Regions from separate parts of the Mus musculus genome. Here region 2 is linked to region 1. Evidence: chromatin loops called from intact Hi-C (ENCODE). Cell type or tissue: left cerebral cortex. All regions are shown on one strand. Links, peaks and the distances in the headings refer to the core of each region. The heading gives the core; the rest is flanking DNA.

Evidence for each region. Peaks named below come from ENCODE experiments on the same cell type or tissue, not always from the same donor. Only the 100,000 strongest peaks of a DNase experiment are listed, where the experiment ranks them.
Region 2: a loop joins it to region 1, with 4 times the contacts of the local background. A loop is called at or near these places in 2 of 42 quality-filtered maps.

The regions. Positions count from the first base shown.
Region 1 is chr12:46,329,734-46,337,814 of GRCm38, reverse strand. No RefSeq gene overlaps it. Among named protein-coding and RNA genes, the nearest start is that of Gm40416, 130 kb to the right of the region's middle. In left cerebral cortex, for the core only: a CTCF peak has its summit at 3,914; a DNase peak (open chromatin) is centred at 4,253; H3K27ac peaks cover 569 bases.
Region 2 is chr12:46,035,336-46,043,416 of GRCm38, reverse strand. All of the region lies in intron 2 of Gm33811 (a long non-coding RNA gene), which reads right to left. Among named protein-coding and RNA genes, the nearest start is that of Gm24948, 55 kb to the right of the region's middle. In left cerebral cortex, for the core only: no CTCF peak of the experiment used is centred there; DNase peaks (open chromatin) are centred at 2,606 and 2,968; H3K27ac peaks cover 1,281 bases.

The sequences.
Region 1 (8,081 bases), core at 1,598-6,597:
AATGAAAAAGAAAATGACTACAATAGTTTTATAATTACTAAGGCCATTAGATCATTGGATATCACATGAAATTAATGGACAAAGCTAGCAGAATATCTAGGTTTGCATAATAAAATTAGAAAATACAAGGAAAACACCTTTAATGATAAACATTATTAAATATTTAGGTATATAATCAGTAAGTTAGCAGATTTTATATTTAAAATGCCTTAGGGATGAGAGTATAACTAGTGATAACTCACTTGTCTAGAATTGTCACACACACTGCTTAGATTCTTAGATGCTGACACATACAAACTTGAGGTGCAGAATGATTCAATGTCTGGCTGTTCACGCCTCCTGGACCACACACTGTGAGTTCCATTTCCTTATGTTGGTGGAAGAAGTGATGGTTCATCTTCTGACATCTTTGCCTTCAGAGCCTAATCATCTCCAAAAGTTCCTTTTCCTACCAGTATATCTTTAGGAGTAGGGTTATGAAAGGACATAAACATTTCAATATAACATAGAATATCTAAAACATAAATGAGCAGCAGAGTACAGGCTTGAAGAAAGTATGAAATAAATTTTCATGTGTCTGGTAAATGTCATGAGCTGCTTAACCAAAACTACTAAATAGTAACTTACATTAGAGAGATGTGGGTGAAAGTGATACAGGTAAATATTTTATTTTATATCATTTGGTATAATTTAAAAAAAACCCTTTCCACTGGTTTGTTTTTAATTTAAAAATGGTTAGCACATATTCATTTATACAGAATAAGGAGTACATTTTTATTTATGCATATAATTAACATTAAAACAGAAGTACTTGTCTTACTCTTTTTTCTGTTGCTATAACAGAATAATTAAGAGTGGGCTATATATAAAGAAAAGAAGCTTATCTGACTTATGGTTCTGGAGGCTGGAAAGTTCAAGATCAGAGAGATGAATCTGGAGAGAGCCTCCTGGTGCATAAACTTACAGTGGAAAGAAAAATGAAGATGAGGATGTCAGAATGAGAGATGCTCCATGGGCTTATATTTGAACCTTTAGTCTTTAGTTTGGGATGATTTGGGGGGAAAGTATTCTAGAGTCTTTAGTATATAGAGTCTTGTGAAAAGTGTATCCCTGAAGGAAGGCTGAAGACAGGGAGGTTATAGCTTCACCCAGTTTCCTGTTCTGTCTCTTTGCTTCTTGTGTGTGGATAAAGCATGACCTTTCTGCCATCTGGTCATGATTGTCATTGCTTTCAGCCATTATGGACTCTTGGTCTATAGCCATACATAAACCCAACCCTCCCTTAATTTGATTTTGTTCATGCTAATGTATCACAGGAAGAGAAACGTTATGAATACAGAAGATATGGAAGAGAAAAGTAGGCAAAATTTCCAGAAGGGATAATCCTTTTTTTCCTGCAAATAACTAACCATAATGGCTCTGCTGTATGACCCAACCAGTATCACTTACTGGGAATCACATTCCAACATGTTGATCAGATTTCTTTCCCCTTGTGTGTGTGTGTGTGTTTTTAAGTTTTTGTTGTTTTTCTTTTGTTGTTGTTGTGGTGGTGGTGGTGGTAGTGGTTTTGTTTCAAGACAAGATTTCTTTTTTTGTAGCCCTACCTATCCTATCCTAGCCTATCCTACCTACCTATCCTCAAACTGAATCTGTAGACCCTACTAGCCTGGAACTCACAGAGATCTGCTTGCTTCTGCCCCTTGAATGCTGAAATCAAAGGCATATGCTACCAACCTAGCTGCTTAGCTGCTGGTCAGATTTTAATCTGCATTTTAAAGTGAAAAAACTAGCCATTGAAGTATTTGTTATGATAAAAACTAATTAAAGAAAAGTAAGAAATATTCATCTGTGTTACTCTTGAAATCAATGAAAATGATGTGGTAGTAGGTGGAGGGAAATTAGGGCATGTCAAAGGAAAATTAATAAATTAATAACAGAAATATACTTGTGATGGTTTGTATATCCTTGGACCAGGAAGTGGCACCATCTGAAGGTGTAGCCTTGTTGGAATAGGTGTGACCTGGTTGGAGTGGGTGTGTCACTGTGGGTGTGGGTATAAGATCCTCACCCTAGTTGCCTGGAAGTCAGTCTTCCACTAGCAGCCTTTGGATGAAGACATAGAACTCTCAGCTCCTCCTGCACCATGCCTGCCTGGATACTGCCATGCTCCCACCTTGATGATAATGGACTGAACCTCTGAACCTGAAAGCCAGCCCCAATTAAATGTTGTTTTTTTATAAGACTCGCTTTGGTCATGGTGTCTCTTCACAGCAGCAAAACCCTAACTAAGACAATACTCATAGTTGAATAAGTTTTTTCTTGGAGTTTGAGACAGGGCAAAAAAGTAAGAAATCGTATCATATGTGGAATAAGTATAGATATACTAAGCTAAAAAGGGATAGTATTTAAAGAAAGACAGTACTCAAATAGGTTTTTTATGACAGTTGATGTTTGTATAATATCTATGTTGTAAATTTTTAACTCTAAGAAGGCATTTATTAAAAATAATGGCATCAGTTCTAAATATTTGAGTGTAATTTTCTATTTATTTATAAGAACCACATGAAAGTGACAGTTATCCAATGCAGACTATTGCCATTGCTCATGGTTACCTGGCAAAACTTGATGGTATGACAGAACTTGGAGAAATCAAGCGAGAACTGACCTAAAAGCTTCCTCTATGGTAGCTAGTTTTCATGGTGGAAGAATATGGTATGTAGCGTCTGGAGGAAAAAAGTCAACAATAATGTTATCTATCTGTGAATGATGGGAGCTATAATAATTCCTGGCACATGCATACAATAGGGGCATGGATGTTATAGAGATGAACTGTTTTTCTAATTATATTTAAGCCCACATAAATGTATGTTGCCTTATGAACAGTTTGAAATACTACATATTGGACACCATCCCATGTAGACATGTAAACAAAATTTCCTATTTTTTCTTCCTTGGTTATATGTGACTACATTTTATTTACTCTTGCTGATTGGCAGCTTAATGTTTTTAATTTTTGGCTATTTTAAAATACAAGGAGGAATCTCACCCCAGGTAATGAAAATATGGCCAAGATACCTGTTTCTAGGGAGCTCTTAGATTTTAAGGATAAATGTACTATTACTAATTTGCTAAGCTTACTTAATATGTATCTGCTTTCTAAATGTTTGTCTTCATACTCATAGATTAGTACATCATTCAACCCTCGTCATAAAGCATGGTTTTATGGTGGCTTTTTGTGGTGGCTGGCTATATTTCTGAGAACAAATATCTATGGACTACTCAGCCATGAGTGAAACATAAATATTACACTGCTTTTCTGCATGGCTCAGGGAACGTCATAAAAGAGGGAGCAGAAAATTGGTAATAGTCGGAGTGAAAGGACTGGCACAAAACAGTGTCTTGTGCATGTTGCAGGGTGATCACACTAATGAACTCAGAACAGCTGTAGTTATACCTGCAAAAGAGTTGTACACAGTCAGGCCAGTTAACATTCCATAATGGAAGGGGAGAGTTAAACAAGCCATCAAAACAAGCTGAGGGACTACTGAGACAGGATGGCTACTAGAGGAGGGAGAGTCAGTTTTCTTTAGAGATGGTCTCAGGCAAATTTATCATGATCCAGAGAGCATCTAAACACTTATAGGCATGTGAACATCATTAATTGGACTTAGTGGGTTATAAAGAATAATCAAAGAAGGAAGTTGTGAAATTGGGAGGGGTACACAAGGATTGGGATGAGTTGGGGGATGGAAATGGGTTATCAATATGACGAATAATCACTGTAGGCATGTATGAAACTTCCAATGAGTAAATATAGCAGTTTACTGTAGACCAACCCCACTTGGTGGCAAAATAATACTGTATTTCTGCAAGGAAAAGGAAAAGGAAAAGGAGTGCTGAGTAGCTTCCTTTCCTAGTGGCTGAAAGTACATTCTACACCCAACTGACTTCTCTAGGTTCTGATTGCACAGATACAGAATTTTTCTGTCCATCTAATCCTAGCAAATATGAAAAGAAGTTGTATCTAAAAGGGACAGAGGTTAGGAAAAGCTTATTTTTCATGAACTATACTTATTTTTAGAGATTTATTTTGTTTTCATTCCAACATTATACATTGTATTCTAGTGGTGCATCTGTAACTCTTGGGTAGGTTTATCTTGCTTATACATCTGCTTCTTCCCACTGGCTTCGCAGCCAACCCAAGCTATGGCCACCCACATCCACACTTGTCTTCATTCTCACCCTTTTGAATGTGTAATGCCTTTCAATTTTGAGCATATGGAAACCATTCTGCTAGCTCATCTTCCCCTACCATGATGTGGTATTGTATATAATTCCTTTCATCAAGGGCTCTCCTCCTCCTTTCTCTGAATCCACTTTCAGAGGACTCAATGAATGGCATAGGTAGTTGGGTAGCATATGGTATCTGGTTTTCATATAATCAGTAACAACCCTAGAATCTAGTTCACTGCCTGTATAATGAGCACAGTCAGAAAATATTATTTAGAGAAGTGAAGCAAAAAATTCCAGAAAAGCAGATTTTCGATAAAGACATCTTTGTTAACAGAACAAACCAACACAAAAACAGACTTTTTCAAAGATACCGTTTTGTGTGATAAACTTGAGTTTATTACTAGTTTTTTTTAAATAGATAGGCAATTAGTCTAAATATACTTATATTTTTTCAAACCTTAAGTCTAAAATTACTGGATCTGTTTATGACTGAAGTTTAGTCATATGTCTTCATTGCTTATGAAGTTGACTTGTTTATATTGGAAAATGATTTACTGTTTATGTTAGGTATTAGACCTGTATCAAAATAACCTTGCCTTTATAAAAGTAAACTGTTTAAATCATCAACTAACTTTTACTTGTTTGGGTTCTTTGAAGGAACTGAGACAAAGAGATATAGGATTAGAGACCTCTTGCACAAGGCCCTCAAGATTACAAAAAGGAAAGAGTTTAATGCCTTCATCAAGGCTGTAGTGAGGAGAAAGAGAAATGACACCATCAAAGCAGGAACTCTAGGAAGAAAGGTTGCTCTAAAAGACATGGTTTTGCTTTCAGAGATTATTCTGAGAAAAAGGAAAGGTGTTAAAAAAGGTAAAATATTAAAGACTGATCTTGTGGCTCTTAACAAAATTGTAAGACGAACCATGGCTCCTGGCATATATACAGCAGAGCACTGCTTTGTCTGGCCACTGAGGGAGACAAAGTGTCAAATCCTGTAGAGACTTAATGCCCAAGGGAAGGGGGAGGTGTATTAGGGGGCTGGGTGAAGGGGTGGGAGGGTAATGTGGGGATGGGTGATTGGGTCTTTAAGGGGGAACACCTTTTCAGAGGCAAAGGGGAAGGAGCATGAAATGAAGAACTCAGGGTGGGGGGGGTGCAGGTCTGGGAAGAGGACAACATTTGGAATGTAAATAAAGTAATATTTTTGGAAAAGAAAAGAAAACTAACTTTATTGGCTGGTTTTGTGTGTCAGCTTGACACAATCTAGAGTCACCACAGAGAAAGGAGCCTCAGTTGAGGAAATGCTTCCATGAGATCCAGCTATAGGGTATTTTCTCAATTAGTGATTAATGGGGGAGGCCCAGTCCATCATGGGTGGTGCAATCCCTGGACTTGTAGTCCTGGGTTCTACCATAAGGAAAGCTGGGGAAAACCAACGGAAGCAAGCCAGTAAGCAGCATCCCTTCATGGCATCTGCCTCAGCTCCTGCCTCCAGGTTCCATCTCTGCTTGAGTTCCTGCCCTGACTTTCTCCAGTGATGGACTATGATCTGGACGTTTAAGCGAAATAAACCCTTTCTTCCCTAGCCCCTGAAAATATTAACCTGGTATAACTTGAGACAGAAGAATCAACACAATCTGTTGTGTGTCTAGGAAGAAATAAAACAAAACAATGACTTGCTGAAACCAGATTTCTGTCATAGTTACTTTTCTACTGCCACGATAAACACCTTGACCAAGCCAATTTATTAAATTAAGGGTTTAATTTGGGGCATATGTTTCTGAGGGTTAGTGAGCATGACTCTCTCATCTTGGTGAGGTGGGGGACACATGGCAGCAGACAGGCATGGTTCTGCTGAAAACTTACATCTGCTGCACAAGCAAGAAGCTGAGGGAGAGAAAGCTAACTGGTATGGACATAAGCTTTTGTACACATCTAATGCAAAAACAAAGTGCTCAGGGCAGAGCACATCCTTTGAAACGGGTAGCAGCTATAATTAATTCCATTTTGCCTCTATGGCAATTACATCTAGAAAAATTATTCTATCTATCTATCTATCTATCTATCTATCTATCTATCTATCTATCTATCTACCTATCTATCTACCTACCTATCTATCTATCTACCTATCTATCTATCTACCTATCTATCTATGTACCTATGACTTGGATCTAAAGTAATTAATTCAATTTATTTTATGAAAAAAGGCAAAGGTATTCATAGATGAAGGGATGGAAATAATTTGAGAAATATCATTCACTGAAGTGTTTGCTAGACAATATTGTTAGACAGATACATATCTCAGAAACCTGCCCATTCTGCTCTGTACTAGGAGTTAACTTAAATGGAAGTAGTCAAGATATTCTAGTGCCTTCCTATCTCCAGTAGACTCCAAGCACTGGAAAACTATAGGAAATACCTGAGGAAGCAGAAGAAATACCAAGTCATTTAGTTCCTTAGTTCTTTCTATGGAAAGTGGCTAAAGATATTGAAAATGACAATATTCAATTGGGAATTATCTCTTGTAATGTTTTCCTAGTTTGACTATACTTGGTAGAGGGGCTCCTTATGTGTGTTATGTGACCAATGAGATGAAACAAAGGAGAGTATCTTGGCTGGCTTTTGCTAGTGGCTGTGGCACTTTCTGCACTTTGTTCTGGAATCACAAAAGAGACGACACCAGTGCTGAGAAGCAGACAGGGGTGACAATCTTTATAGTGCCATTATCTTAAGATAATGCTAAGCTGATAACATATTTAGTCATACATAGCCTAGGCTTTCATTTCCCATGGAAATATGAGTTTCAAATACCACAATCTATCACAGATTCTCAAGGGGACTGCACATTTTATAATGTATTAAATTCATGTAAACTGCCACTATGAGGACAGGAAATCTAATTTAGGGAAAATATTCCAGCATAATAAGGAGGTTAAACTGAGGTGGGCACATTAGGGACACACCAGCTTTCTGGCTGACTATTTTCTTAATCAAAGAACATGTCAGTGGGAAGGCCACCAAAAATGATATGAGATTCAGAGCTGTCAGTTATTAGATGCACACCACAAGTAAATGAATATTTGGTGATGGGCTTCTGGTACTTGGAGCCTGACAGCTTAAGCAATGCCACTTTGGCACTACAATTGAGCAGAGATCAGATCCTCTGTCACAGTCAACTGAATATCACTATTGTATGGTCACTAGGTGGGTTAGAATCTGTGTTAACTCTTTCAGACACCAAGAGAGTTTTCTAGAAAATATTTTTCCCATAGAAATGGACCACTCATTAAATAGAAAGCAGCAAGAGTCATTGGTTTAAACACAGATTTAAGTATGTCTAACTTCTCCCTCATGTCCATCTATTTCCATGTTTCTCTTACTCTAATTTTCCTCACTTCTTTTTGACCAGGAAATAAAGCATGTAAGAATCAAAATCTCTATTTCAAGCTCCTTTCTTGGAGTGCTTCTCTCAGAATGCATGTGCAGGCTTCATTTTTTTATTTGTGTATAATTCAAAGTCTATTAACTTCTAAAGGTTATCAGATCTCACAGACAATTCTTTATATAATCATTTGCAGGTCAAATGCAAATTTGGTTGTTTAGCTTTGCAATCACTCAGAACATCTAAAAAATGAAAAATTACCATTTTTATTTTTATATAAATGAGCGACATCTCTTAGCCTAGCTTTTGGAAGCCCTATAGCACACACTATCAGATTGTGCCACAATGAGGCAAGAACACTCCTGCTATGGTCCACTTCACTGAATCCTATCAGTCATCGGTCATGAAAGAACAATTTCTCACAAGGGCCTGTTTAGAAGATGAGCCTATTCTGACTCAGAACTTG
Region 2 (8,081 bases), core at 1,030-6,029, 290 kb after region 1:
TTACTACAGAACAATTGTGATAAAAACTGCATGGTACTGGTATAGCGACAGACAAGTAGACCAATGGAATAGAATTGAAGACCCAGAATGAACCCACACCTATGGTCACTTGATCTTTGACAAGGGAGCTGAAACCATTCAGTGGAAAAAAGACCGAATTTTCAACAAATGGTGCTGGCACAACTGGTGGTTATCACGTAGAAGAATGCGAATTGATCCATTTCTATCTCCTTGTACTAAGGTCAAATCTAGGTGGATCAAGGAACTTCACATAAAACCAGAGACACTGAAACTTATAGAGGAGAAAGTGGGGAAAAGCCTTGAAGATATGGGCACAGGGAAAATATTCCTGAACAGAACAGCAATGGCTTGTGATGTAAGATCTAGAATTGACAAATGGGACCTAATGAAACTCCAAAGTTTCTGCAAGGCAAAAGACACCGTCAATAAGACAAAAAGACCACCAACAGATTGGGAAAGGATCTTTACCTATCCTAAATCAGATAGGGGACTAATATCCAACATATATAAAGAACTCAAGAAGGTGGACTTCAGAAAATCAAATAACCCCATTTTAAAATGGGGCTCAGAACTGAACAAAGAATTCTCACCTGAGAAATACTGAATGGCAGAGAAGCACCTGAAAAAATGTTCAACATCCTTAATCATCAGGGAAATGCAAATCAAAACAACCCTGAGATTCCACCTCACACCAGTCAGAATGGCTAAGATAAAAAATTCTGGTGACAGCAGATGCTGGCGTGGATGTGGAGAAAGAGGAACACTCCTCCATTGTTGGTGGGATTGCAGGCTTGTACAACCACTCTGGAAATCAGTCTGGCAGTTCCTCAGAAAATTGGACATAGTACTACCGAAGGATCCAGCAATACCTCTCCTGGGCATACATCCAGAAGATGCCCCAACTGGTAAGAAGGACACATGCTCCACTATGTTCATAGCAACCTTATTTATAATAGCCAGAAGCTGGAAAGAACCCAGATGCCCCTCAACAGAGGAATGGATACAGAAAATGTGGTACATCTACACAATGGAGTACTACTCAGCTATTAAAAAGAATGAATTTATGAAATTCCTAGCCAAATGGATGGACCTGGAGGGCATCATCCTGAGTGAGGTAACACATTCACAAAGGAACTCACACAATATGTACTCACTGATAAGTGGATATTTGCCCAAAACATAGGATATCCAAGATATAAGATACAATTTCCTAAACACATGAAACTCAAGAAAAATGAAGACTGAAGTGTGGACACTATACCCCTCCTTAGAAGTGGGAACAAAACACCCTTGAAAGGAGGTACAGAGACAAAGTTTGGAGCTGAGATAAAAAGATGGACCATGTAGAGACTGCCACACATGGGTTTATAGAGCAGAGGCCTGGCTATCTTTGAGTCTGTCCAGCAGCTTTTACAGTCTCAGCCTATTCTCGTGCTAGAAAATATCCTTAGAGTGGAAGCCAGTGCATGTGGTTTCTCTTACCTCTCCCTTAGGTTGTCTCCCTTGGGGCACAGTTAAAGGAAGAGTCCTGGATGTTTTGAAAGGCTTTAGGTTTCTAGGGACTAACAGAGCAACCCTGTGGTTGTAAACTACACTGGTATTAGCCAGCTGAGAAAAGGTCCCTGGGAAATCAATGCATCTTGAGACCACATGATTCCTTTTCTTTCTCCCTGACGATACCTATGGAGGCTTCTCACACACACACACACACACACACACACACACACACACACACTACATGTTAGAATTGATCCTGATGACTAGACAAAGTGCTCTCTTACCCACACCTTTTGCTTATTGCTGTTCTGTCCTTTCTAACTCTGCAAATTCTACCTGTTGATGGAAGCTCAATGACACATTTTCAAATGTCACAATTTTAACATTCAGAGAATGTTTTTCCTTATCTCAATAGATATGTTGGATAAGAGTTGTTGATTCACACTCATCATCTTATTATGTTTTTATCAATTGGGGGCTGGGAAATGGCTCAGTGAATAAAATGCTTGCCCTACAAAAATTAGAACCACATAGCATAACCTCTAGTCACAGCACTATGGAGTTAGAAACAAGACAATCCCAGGTACTTGCTAGATGCCAGGCTAGGCAAAATGATAAGACCCCATTTGCTACCTACTGGGTGAACTGGGGCCTGATATGTATCACCTGTAAATCTCTTTTTCATCATTTATAAAATGGTAGATTTTGTCACAGGAGTATAGTAAGAAATGTGTGTGTGTGTGTGTGTGTGTGTGTGTGTGTGTGTGTGTTTGAATTTGAATTTGAATTTGGCAAGTGTTAATGGTGTTAAAGGTGGCATGGTTTCAAGACTACTGCCCTGGCTTTATAACTTTTAAATCTAACTGTTTTTCAAAAGCATAGAATGAAAGGTTCAACAGGCTTTGTCTTCATCTTTGCTCAGCTCTATCTGTCCCTGGAATGCCTGCAGCTTTAGACTCTCACCATGGAAAACATCTCCACCATTCCTGCATTACAACAGACCTTTTCATGGGAGATTATATAATCATTTCTCACCATGAGATTCCTTCTGTGGAGGTGCCCACTCCCTTACTTCTTCACCCACATGCCAAATGCTTGCTGCTTTAATATCTCCTCCTCTGTGTGGCCTGTCTCCAGTCTCCAAAGGGAAGCCTAGCTCTTCTTTGCACTCCCACATGCCTTTTCTAAACTTATACCCCTCACATAGCACTGGAAGGGTCTGCTTGTACCTTATCTGTTTACATCTCTGAATCTTTCTTTTCTTGGAGCATATGAATTTAGAAAGTTCAGGGACAAGTCTGTCATTCTTAAAGATTTTAACAAATGCCCAATATGCTAAAAACAAACCAAACAAACTTGTAAGGTCAGTGTTTCCTTGGCTAATAAAATACATAAGCTCTTAGGAGTCTCAAGGGCATATCCGTCTGAGGTTTTGTTCTGTGTGTGGGTAGGACTGAATGGGAGTCAGGAGGAAGAGTTTCATTCAGCCCCAACATAATATAGTCCTCACTTGATTCACTTTTATAAATGGCAACCATCAGATTCCAAGTTGTGGCTGAGTGACATCTGGCTCTTTTGCAGGCAGTCCCAGCAATAGCATTAATGACTTTGAAGATGGCTTTTGATGTGTAATGTAGTTAAGTTTGTTGTCTCAGTTGTGATATCCTCCTCAGCATCTTCTTACATCTTCCCCTAACGGACTTCTGGCTCAGCTTCTGTGAAATCTGGACACATTTATCCAAATTTGTCCAATGCCCTTCATGGCCGTGACATATCAGTCCTTTAATATATTTTCATCAGCTCCTGGACATTTTTCACACACAGTTGAAGGAACTTCACAGCTATTTTATGTTCTCATAGGCAACTCAAAGGTGAAGGTTTTTGTTGTCTGAGAAAAAAGTTCTTTAGTGCTGAACCAAATTACATTTTCTAAGATGACCACATTTGGGGCTCCTTTTGAAATAGTGCTATATAAAGAAAAAATGCCCCAGTGACTACATATGCTTTGAATTTGAAACCAATATGTAGCGCTTCATTAGCTCCCAGGATGAGCTGTGGAAAGGCAGGCTTGCAACTGCAACAGTCTTTCAGTGACTGAGAAAAATATACACATTTTAATTTTTCCAAGGTATTAAAAACAAAAGCCTCTATCTGAAATTTTATCCTGTTTTAGAAAATCATGAAAGTAATTTAAAATGATTCTGCTTTCTTTTCTTCTCTTTCAACAATGAAGAAATACAAGGCCAAATACAGGCAAAAATGTATAATCTGAGAAATAATAATAATTCACAATGCCTTTTCTTTTCTGTTAATCAGTTACTGTGCGTTCAGAAAACATCAGAATTAATCAAGTACAGTGTATATGTATATATATATGTATAAAATTTAACAATAACATTAGTACTCAAATGGTAAGTCATCTCAGTAAGAAATTATATCAGGTAATCCTCACAATGCAAATAAGTTCCTGGAATCGATAGGATAAAATAAATGATAACTTTATTTTAAAGGCTTTATTACTTCTTAGCATACAAAATAACTACAATGCTCACAATTGAAGAAAAAAATCACGTATCTAGTGTTATGACTTATTGGAGAAATGTTTATGTGTGGAGTCAATGCATTTATCATGTTTAATTGGAAATTAATGAAACAATATTTATATTGCATGTGCTTTTACTTTTTTCATCAGCCATGCCATCTTTAGATGTATTATACCTGTTTAAAATGCTGATGAAAATCATAGATAAAGTGTTATGAAATGTCAAGTGTAAAATCAAAAGGGAGGATGGCTGTCTAAGTATCCACCACTAGCACCTCTTTAGTGAGACCAAGACATGCTCTAGCTCTTCAAAATCTGGCAGTAATTTGTTTAAGGAAGGCTATCCATGGTGCAAAGGTGAATTTCATACACTGTAACTTTCATTTGTTTTTCAGAAGATAACCAAAACAAGAGAGGTCAGAACATAATTGTTCTGGGAATGGTAAATGTTTTCTATTTATTAACTACTTTGATGAGGGAAATTGGGATCTTCCTAAAAGTCATCAAGCCTTTGGCCAAACTCCTCTGTGCCTTGGTTAACAGCACTCCCTTCAATTTCCATAAATATACCAAGGCGTTGTGAAAGGTGCAAACAGCTGCTTTGTCTCCGCATTGTGTGCATAAATGTTCATTGTGAGATGTAAATTGATCAAACTGTGGAAACAAATCATTTAAGGTTTGTGCAGTGATTAATAACAGAAGCCAGTAATCAGAGCTCCCTGCCACCAGCACATCTGGTACAGAGAATTTCTAGTTTGCCCTATTATGCAAATGTGCAATAAAACAAATACATTACTTAATTTAGCAGCTGCTTCAGACACGTTATTTTAGGTGATTTCTTTATGTTTTGTGTACTTTTGCTGTAGATGATGGTTAATGTGAACTAATTCAGTTGTTTATGGAGTGAGGGTTGCCACATCTAAACAAAAAATAAATAAATAAATAAATAACAGCCCTCAGGAAAGTCAGCTTTTGAGAAGACAATGTGGCTATGGTCTCCAAGAGCCAGACACAACAGCAAATTCAATGTCTCAGAAGTGTAAAATCAAAGTTCACTTGATTTCTATGGTACTGAAAATGAAAGAAAATCCACGGCCATTGTTAAAACCTCTTGGATTTAGATTTTGTGTTTGTTGTATATATAGTTTCATACTGAGCAAATATGTGGATCACAAAGGGAAATTTTAGAAAAGAACGTACCACTAAGGGTGAAGGGGTTCAACCAATTTGTCCCAGGCCATAGAACATAGATGGGAATGAAGATCTGATTTCAAAATTCCTTTTCACAATTCTATTATCTTGTCTCTACTCGAAAGTTAAATTTCCACAGCAGAGTAAATAAACAGTAAAGAGTGAATTTCGCAGCACGAGAATTAGAAAAACAACATGTCTAAATACAACCATCCTCCATACAATAATGTTTAAATCAATAACGGACGATATTTAAGGAAGAGGTGCTACAAGACTGTATCTCCCAATAACTGTGGTTGCCTTGGCTTGTGTAACGGCACTCTGCTGGTCACACGAAAACTGAATTATCCCAGAGACAATGGCTATAATTATTCAACTGTACATTCTGCCAAGTACAAAAGACCAGAGTAAGCTGAGAACTCAGACATTAATATTTAGAAAGAAGTAGCAGGGATTTGGAATTCTTAAACGAGGGCAGGCATTTTGGAAATGTGAATCAGTCAACAGAGAGATTGTTTTGATCGTGATTTTACAGAGAAACAGAAAAGTCACATGTATAAATATATTTTCTACAAGGAATATGTTTCTATAACTAAAGCATATGGAAACCCCAGAATCTGTATTATGAGCATCATTCAGGAGACCCAGGAAAGCTTCTACAATAGGTGAAGCCTACAGCCTATATATAAGGAAAACTGGTTCTATCTAGGCATAAAGATGTATGGAAAAGTCCCACTGAGAGTATGAATAGCAGTCTGTTTTACTCTAAATCCAATGACTTAGATGTCAATCTCATTCCAAAATATCCTCCAGACCAACATATAAAATTCAACTTTCACATAAGCCAAATGTGTATTTAATAGGGCAAAAAAATAAATAAATAAACTGTGTCAAAAAAGAATGAAATAATTTTGAAATAACTACATACATAGCATTTCTAACATGGTAACTATCATAGTCAAAGCTAGGACTCTGGAATTTCATTTTTATCTTTCAGTATAGATATCCAGACATGTGCATCGTTATACCACCTCAGTATTTCAGTAATTTGAATTCTTAAAGAGTGGTCTTTGGATCACACTGAAAGTTTCAAGGTATCAACGTGTGTGTGTGTGTGTGTGTGTGTGTGTGTGTGTGTGTGTGTGTGTTTTATTCAGTCTGGAGAAGTCATAATAGAAGTGGATTGAATTCACTCAGCTAGTATCAGGTTTGTCAACAGTAGTCTTACATAAGTGTGGACGATTAAAGTCAGAAGGCTCTTTGCCCTGTTCAACACTCTATTGGTGTAATTTCTTGGCAAGCTGCATAGCTCACTAAGCCACAATTTCCATATCTATAAACTAACGATAATTGAGACTATTTTCCTAGGGCTATCATGAGGATTAAAGGAATTAAAGCATTTGCAACTCTGCACAATGGTTGACATGTGATAACTCAATAAGCATTGTACTTACAATAGCTACAGGAGAAGAAAAGAAGTTGAAGCCAGAGGCATAGTAGTGCTATAAACCAACTCACCCCTACTTCCCATCTTCTACAGTAAGGATTCTTGGTGAGTGAACAACTGAGCTAACACTAGATCATTGAAGGACTATCACAGTTGTCACAATCACTTTGGGAGAGACCTATTTTATAGCACAGAAAAATATTTTTACAGATTAATAATAACAAATATATAGATAAATCCCATAATAAAAATTAGAACTTGAATTGCTATAAAAATTCTTCATATAATTTGGATGTTGAAAGTTCTGTGGATAAACGAAACTATTAACCACTGACTTCAAACCTGAAGGATAATATTATACATATGCAGATTACTTCAATTTATAAAGTTTATTTTCTAATGATGTGGAAGTTTTATAAAATTAAAATATAGGGGATGTTAACATTATCTGTTGCTGAAGTGCTTTTGTGCATTTAAGGACTTTTTACAGTTTATATGCTTGAAGACTGTCATATTTCCTCACAGTTTACAAATGTTCTTGAATATTTTTGTGAAAAAAATCTTTAAAGGCTTGAAATATTCTCATGAGACATAATGGTTAAAATTGCCTTGTTTTAGGTACTAAAGAGGCAATAAGCTAATGAGGGTGGAAGCCATGCTTTTTTATTATTACATGCTTTATATTTTTGCCATCCCTCCTTCCTTACTCCCCCTCTCAGAGTTCTTTAACCTATTCTCCCTCTCCTCCCCACATCCCCCTTCCCTGGGGTATCAAGTTTCTACAGAAGATAGGTGCATCCTCTCCCACTGAGGCCAGACAAGGCAGTCCTCTTCTACATATGTGCTCCAGGGCCTTAGACCAGCCAGTGTATTCTCTTGGGGTGGTAGCTTAGTCTCTGGGACCTCCCAGAAATCCAAGTAAGTTGACACTATTGGTCTTCCTATGAGGTTGCCATATCCTACAACTCCTTCAATCTTTCCCCTAACTCTTCTGTAGGGGTCTCAGACCTCAGTCCTATGTTTGACTGTAAGTATCTGCATCAGTCTCAGTTGGCTGCTGATAGAGCCTCTCAGAGTACAGCCATGGGAAGCTGTTGTCTGCCAGCACAATAAAACATCAGTAATAGTATCAGGTTTTGGTGCCCACCCATGGGATAGATCCCAAGTTGAGCCTCTCACTGGTCAGCCACTCCTTCTGTCTCTTCGTTTCTTTTAGACAGGAACAATTTGGGGTCTAACATGTTGAGGGTGGGTTGGTGTCCCTATCCCTCTACTGGTGGCACTGTGTAAAGACTGGATGCAATTTCTTCAGGTTCTCTCTCCTCATTGTTACGCCTTAGGGCTAAGGTCACCACCATTGAGTCCTGGGAGCCTTTCACATCA